Regions from separate parts of the Mus musculus genome. Here region 1 is linked to region 2. A link is a loop called in an ENCODE intact Hi-C map of the cell type or tissue named here. Cell type or tissue: left cerebral cortex. All regions are shown on one strand. Links, peaks and the distances in the headings refer to the core of each region. The heading gives the core; the rest is flanking DNA. Region 1 has its middle 20 kb from the start of Gm23949. Region 2 has its middle 3.4 kb from the start of Gm28166.

Evidence for each region. A loop is a pair of places that touch in the nucleus more often than their neighbours do. Peaks named below come from ENCODE experiments on the same cell type or tissue, not always from the same donor. Only the 100,000 strongest peaks of a DNase experiment are listed, where the experiment ranks them.
Region 1: a loop joins it to region 2, with 2.4 times the contacts of the local background. A loop is called at or near these places in 3 of 42 quality-filtered maps.

What each region holds. Positions count from the first base shown.
Region 1 is chr9:99,769,525-99,772,435 of GRCm38, forward strand. No RefSeq gene overlaps it. Among named protein-coding and RNA genes, the nearest start is that of Gm23949, 20 kb to the left of the region's middle. In left cerebral cortex, for the core only: no CTCF peak of the experiment used is centred there; a DNase peak (open chromatin) is centred at 1,351.
Region 2 is chr9:100,445,149-100,448,059 of GRCm38, forward strand. No RefSeq gene overlaps it. Among named protein-coding and RNA genes, the nearest start is that of Gm28166, 3.4 kb to the right of the region's middle. In left cerebral cortex, for the core only: CTCF peaks have their summits at 920 and 1,457 (motif pointing left); a DNase peak (open chromatin) is centred at 1,402; H3K4me3 peaks cover 621 bases.

The sequences.
Region 1 (2,911 bases), core at 175-2,674, 680 kb before region 2:
AAGATGCAGAGCCACCCCTCTATCCCTGTGATAGGTCACAGAATTAGCATGAATTCCAATTAACCAAAGGGCATCTTGTTGGCAGCTCCCAATGCCACCGAGAAAGGTTCCAAGACCATCTGATGATGTCTGCAGTAAGAGCAAGGCAGATGCCTGTAGGGAAGGGGTTTCCTCACTCATCCACTGCTGGAGTTTGACGGAAGGGTGTGTGTTAAAGATCAGTTGTGAAATAGGAACTGGATAGACAATGAGAAGAAGGTGGCAAGGGTATGCAAGCAGGAAGGGTTCCTAGGTGGAAGGATTGCAAGAGGAAAGCAGTAGACATACATTTTGGTCTAAGAATGGGTGGCTGGGGAGACGTGTGATGCTTAGCATTGGATGGCTTTAAGAAGATGCTGCATCTTTTCTCCCTGGGTCCTGCAGGCAGAGAATGTGATGCTAAAACCTGGAGTGAGCCTCAAGTGATTTCTCAGAGTCATTTTGGACTTGAGGAACGTGTTATTTCCTGCACCTAGTCCCCACCCCCTATGTTTTCAAAATACCTTGAGATTCTTAGAGAGTTAAATGACAAACCCAGTATAGCTACCACTTTGCCAGGGTGGTGTCCTGGGTGTTTGTGGAGAACACAGAGCCTCCCTTACTGGGAGGAAAATATGACCTGCTTTTGGTTGTGTTTGTTTTAGAGGTGTGAGAAGCTGTTTTAAGAAAGTGGGGTTGCACCCTTCATTTGTGCAGAGATTATATTCTCTGCCTGCCATGTGTCTTAGTTAAAGTGTGCCCTTTCTGCCTGTGTTAGAGCCCATTAATTGGAACGAGCCTTGTTCAGCAAGCTCAGGCTTCCTTCTTGTCTGGCCCTCTTCTCCAACTACACCTCTCTGCGTCTGAAAGCAAGGACAGGTCACTCTCTCTTGTCCTGAGCATTTTGATGAAATGTTCTCATGAATGCACCTGTGTGTGTGTGTGCGTGCGCGCTCAAAGGCATGGAAGCTTGTTTTTTAATCGGAAGTGTTTTGTTTTCCTTGATTTTAAAACTTTAAATGGAGCTCCCTTGGAGGCTGGTGTTCCAGGCCCCTTTATGTCTGCACGTCCACGTTTTTTTTTTTTTTTTTCATGGTGCAGTATAATAGCTTTTGTTTCAGAAGTACAGGGCAAGAGGACCTCAAATGACAGAGGTCTGGATTATATCCATAACGTGAGATTTGGATGGCAAAGCGGAGGTTAGGGGACAGTGACAGTGAGTGTTTTCCATCGGTGAGCCCAAGTCCTTCTTGCAAGATGGGCACAATGGGCACTGTTCTGAGCACACAACAGTCTCTGGCGGCAGAAGCATCGACACACTCACTCACATCTTACACAATGGGGCTGGCGCGGCAACCTTGCCCAGCAGGACGGCACCAGCTCCCCGGGGGCTATTGTTGCACAGACAAAAGAACTTTGTCTCTTGTGTCTCCGCTGAGCCTTGGGTGTAAACATTGCTGGTTCAGAAAAATAGAATTTTGTTTTCCTCATTCTCATCTCTATTCCTCTCTCTGTGTGAGTCTGAAGTGAAAGGAAATTTCAGCCTTGGATCCAGATTCAGGAAACCCCATAGAGAACTTACAATTTTTCAAATGAAAAAGAAGAGTGAGATAGAGGGGACAAATGAAAGACCCCCCTGGATCCCTTAATCACACTGCTAGTGACCTGGGGGAATGTAGGTGAGCTTTTCAGTGACTGACTTGGTTAAATTCTTTTCAAGGTGTCTGGTCACTGTGGGCACAGTTCTCTTTTAAGACAACATGCTAACACTCAAGAGCCCCTTATTTTCTGTGAAGCAGAGAAGTTGGATGATAGGCCCTTTATTCTAACTCCAAGTCTAGAAAGAATGGCTCTGTCCATGGTCATGATCACTTGGGAGATTATAATGATTTTCTTTTCAATTACTGCCCACTCCATTGTAAAGAGAGGGCCATTTATTGAAGCAGGCGACCACAGTTACTGTGTAGGGTGAGCTGAAGCAGGCTTTCTTCTTGAGTTCACATGTGGCTACTAAAGAAGCCAGACAGCATTGGTCTGGAGCAGAGCATTCTGGGTCTGAATTTCAGCTTTATTTCTTAGTACCTTCGATCTTAGTACCTTAGCATCTCTATGCAACTTATATGTTCTTCCAAGGTCTTGCTTTTCCTGAGTTTAAAACAGAGGTAATAGTAGTGTTTAGTTAAGGACAATTGTATAATTAAATGGGAAACATCAAAAGTCCATGAAAGAAGGGCTGGAGAGATGGATCAACACATGGTCAGGAGCACTTCTCTTGCAGAGAAGACCCATGTTTGGTTTCTAGCACACATGTAGCAGCTCCCAACATCTGTAACTCCAGTTCTGGGGCATTCAACTCCCTCTTTTACCTCCATGTGCACCATGCACAGGGTGCACATTCTTATCTGCAGACAAAACATCCAGACACGTGAATAAGAACGACAATAAAAACCGGCCAACAGAGAGTGGTTGCGATTTTTCTTCCACCCAGTCTGCTAGTTTACTTAAGGATGCCTAGCCTCTGTCTGCAGCCTGCCCTGTGGTCAGGAAGTTGATCTCTACCCTTGCACGTATGCTCTGTATCCCTTTGGTAATGCAAGCAGAACAGGCCTAGTCTCAATACCTGAGCCATTTATGCTCTTGACCAAATGGAGGGCCTCTCCGATATTTTCTACCAAGCTGCCTTTCTCATTTCTTGCCAGTTAAATATTCTTATTTTTGTTTTCATTTAAAACATTTCACTCCAGTCTTTAATCACAACTCTGTCTCAGAAGTAAAGTAAAAATAAGCCAAGCAGTCATTTGACATTTTAACAATTTATGTTTTTCTTGTAATGCGTCTTTTTACTTCGTGCGAATAGTATTTTTCATAGAATCAATTTGAATATGGAACTCCG
Region 2 (2,911 bases), core at 308-2,807:
CGCCATGGTGCCTGCATTTACTACATATCTAAGAGAAAGGACTCTTCTACCTAAGTGTTTTTAATTTTTAGTTCCTTTCCCCTTCCTGTTGTAGATTGTAGCAGCAATGAACAATAAACAAGGTAAGGTACCCAACATCAAAACCCAAGGAGTAGAATAGGCAAGCATATCACTCTCTCCTCTCCTCTCCTCTCCTCTCCTCTCCTCTCCTCTCCTCTCCTCTCCTCTCCTCTCCTCTCCTCTCCTCTCCTCTCCTCTCTGCCTCTCAGTCACTGTTTCTCTGTCTCTCTGTCTCTCTCTACCCCCCCCACACACACACGCACACACGTACACACATTGCATCGTGTGAGTTTTTCCTGAGGAACCATAATATAAATGTCTATTCACCCCAGAAACAGATGGAAAACCAAAATAATGATTCGAGTGAAGTCCAACTTGGTGGACCAGAGAGTTTATCAGGGTTCCTCGCAGGAGCACAGGGAGGAGTCTCTTAGAAGGGCAGGTAGAACTCCAAAGCAGCTACATTATGGGAAAGCCCACCGAGTATGGGCAGCAGCTCACAAAGGCTGCAACCACGCTAGTTCTCTGCACAGCTTACAGACAGCCTCAAGGAAGCTCTCTGGTTCTCCTGGCAACTGTTTACTGAAACTTACAACCTTGAGCTGGGACCTTGTGGATCTTATTTTCTGGGCTCCCTCACTCTTGTAAATTTGGCCAGCTTTCTAAGTCTTTTGCTTCTCATTCCCTCCAGGAGGGAATGTTTTAATTAGGAGAAAATAGCTACGGACAGACCCAAGCTGGTGATGCCATCCTAATGTAAGAGGAAAATTTTAGAAGCAAAGCATTGCAGCCCTGAGTGGAGAGTGGAGGAATTTGGCCAGAACTTTTTTTAAGAAGATGAAAGATGCCTGGAGTCTGTTTATAAGTTGCAGTGACAACCCCCATTGCAACCCCTGGAGGGCGCAGCCAACATTCACCCGCGTTGGCGTTGGCGTTGGCGTTGGCGTCCAGGAAGGTGGCGCTGAGCACACACTGAGAGTGTCCGCCCTCCAGTCCTGCCCGGGTCCAGGCTGTACATTCGGTTCCTCCACCGGGTCCGTGCTCTGCAGCGACATTTCTGCAGCCCACGCAGGACTCGCGTCCTCAGCCTGCCCACAGAGCATCGCTTGGCCACCATACTACTCAGTAATAATCTCATACATCAAAGCTAGGAGAGCCAGGCCCTGCCTAGGAGCGACTGCGGTCGGCATGGAATATCATTAGTAGGAGCCTCGTGCTCCTCGCCTTCGTATGCAAACTCCCGGGCTCCCTAGAGTACTTCCTGAGGAAAGTGCTCTGCACCACGGACATTTGTTATTTTACAGGAGAGGACTCAGAAAATCCGCAGGGACCCAACCAAATCAACCGATGGTCCTGAACCGACTACCACGGCCTCTATTGACACCTAGTGGCAACCGCTGGAATGACAGCTGGCTCTGGCGCACCCTCCAAAGCTGCTTTGGAAAAAGCCAAATATTGCTAATACAGGTAATTTACAAATATTCAAAAGGAGGACAGAGGGAAGAAAAAAATTTTGCTTTCACTATTTCTTTGAGGATCTATGAACCATAACATCATGGTTAAATATTTTAACTTGGAAAAGGGAAGGAGATATCGAAGGAGAATTGAAGTCCTAGCCATCCATGTCAGGAAAAAAAAGCTGGGTCACAAAGAAAAGAAAACAGAGGGACAGACTGGAGAGGCAAATGAGACCCAATGAGACAACACACATGCTCTCATTCCACACATACATGACTGTGTAAAGGCCTTTGCAAGCCAAGCATAGAGACACACATCTGTAATCCCAGCCTTGGAAGGCTGAAGCAGGAGGACTGTCATGAGTGTCAGGCAAGCCTGGACTATAAATAAAGACCCCATATCAAATTTTAAGAGAGAGAGAGAGAGAGAGAGAGAGAGAGAGAGAGAGAGAGAGAGAGAGAGAGAGAGAGACAATGCAGGCCAGACATGGTGGTGCACAGCTGTAATCCCAGCACTTGGAGAAGCTGAGGTGCCAGGAACACCATTTCAAAGTTAGCCTGAGCTACAGAAGAAGAAGAAAGAGAGAAAAAGAAACAAAGAAAGATGGGGAGGGAGGAAAGGGGGAGGAGAAGGGAGAGAAGAGAAGAGAAGAGAAGAGAAGAGAAGAGAAGAGAAGAGAAGAGAAGAGAAGAGAAGAGAAGAGAAGAGAAGAGAGAAAGACAGAGACAGAGGGAATGTCATTGCAGCAATATTTAGGATAGCAGATCCTGGCATGCTGTATAAATAAATGTATATACCTAACATAACACATTCCATGCAACAAGATTCAAGTCCACAAAAGAGAGCTTTTGCTATTTCGTGACTCCGTCCTCCACCAGCTTGCCTGGTGGGTGCGCACACGCATGTGTTAGAGTACATGCACTTTTGTGTCATTCCTCAGGAGTTATCCACCCTTTTATTGAGACAGAGTCCCTGGCTGGCATGGAATTCACCAAGCAGACGAGGCTGCCAGGCCTCTACTTGTCTCCACCTCCCCAACATGGGGATTCCATGTGTGCACATGGGTTCTAGGGATCAAACGCAGACCCTCGTGCGTGCTGATAGAGCTGTCTCCCCCGCTCTTTATTCATTCTTAGTACAAAGAATGTGGTTTCCTGTGAGAAGTGGGAAGAGGTGGGGAGGGGAGGAAGAGAGAGGGGAGCCAAGCCGAGGCTGTCACTCCTCTCAGTTTGGAGTCTGCTGCCGAGGAGACTTGGTGTGTGCTCACATCTTAGTCTCAGTAGGATGACTACAGTCCTTTCTCAGACAGAGTAGACAAACCCATTTTGGGATGGCATGGTTTTCCCTGGGTGATGGGAGGACTTCATGGTTGTGTGACTTTAGCAGAAATCCA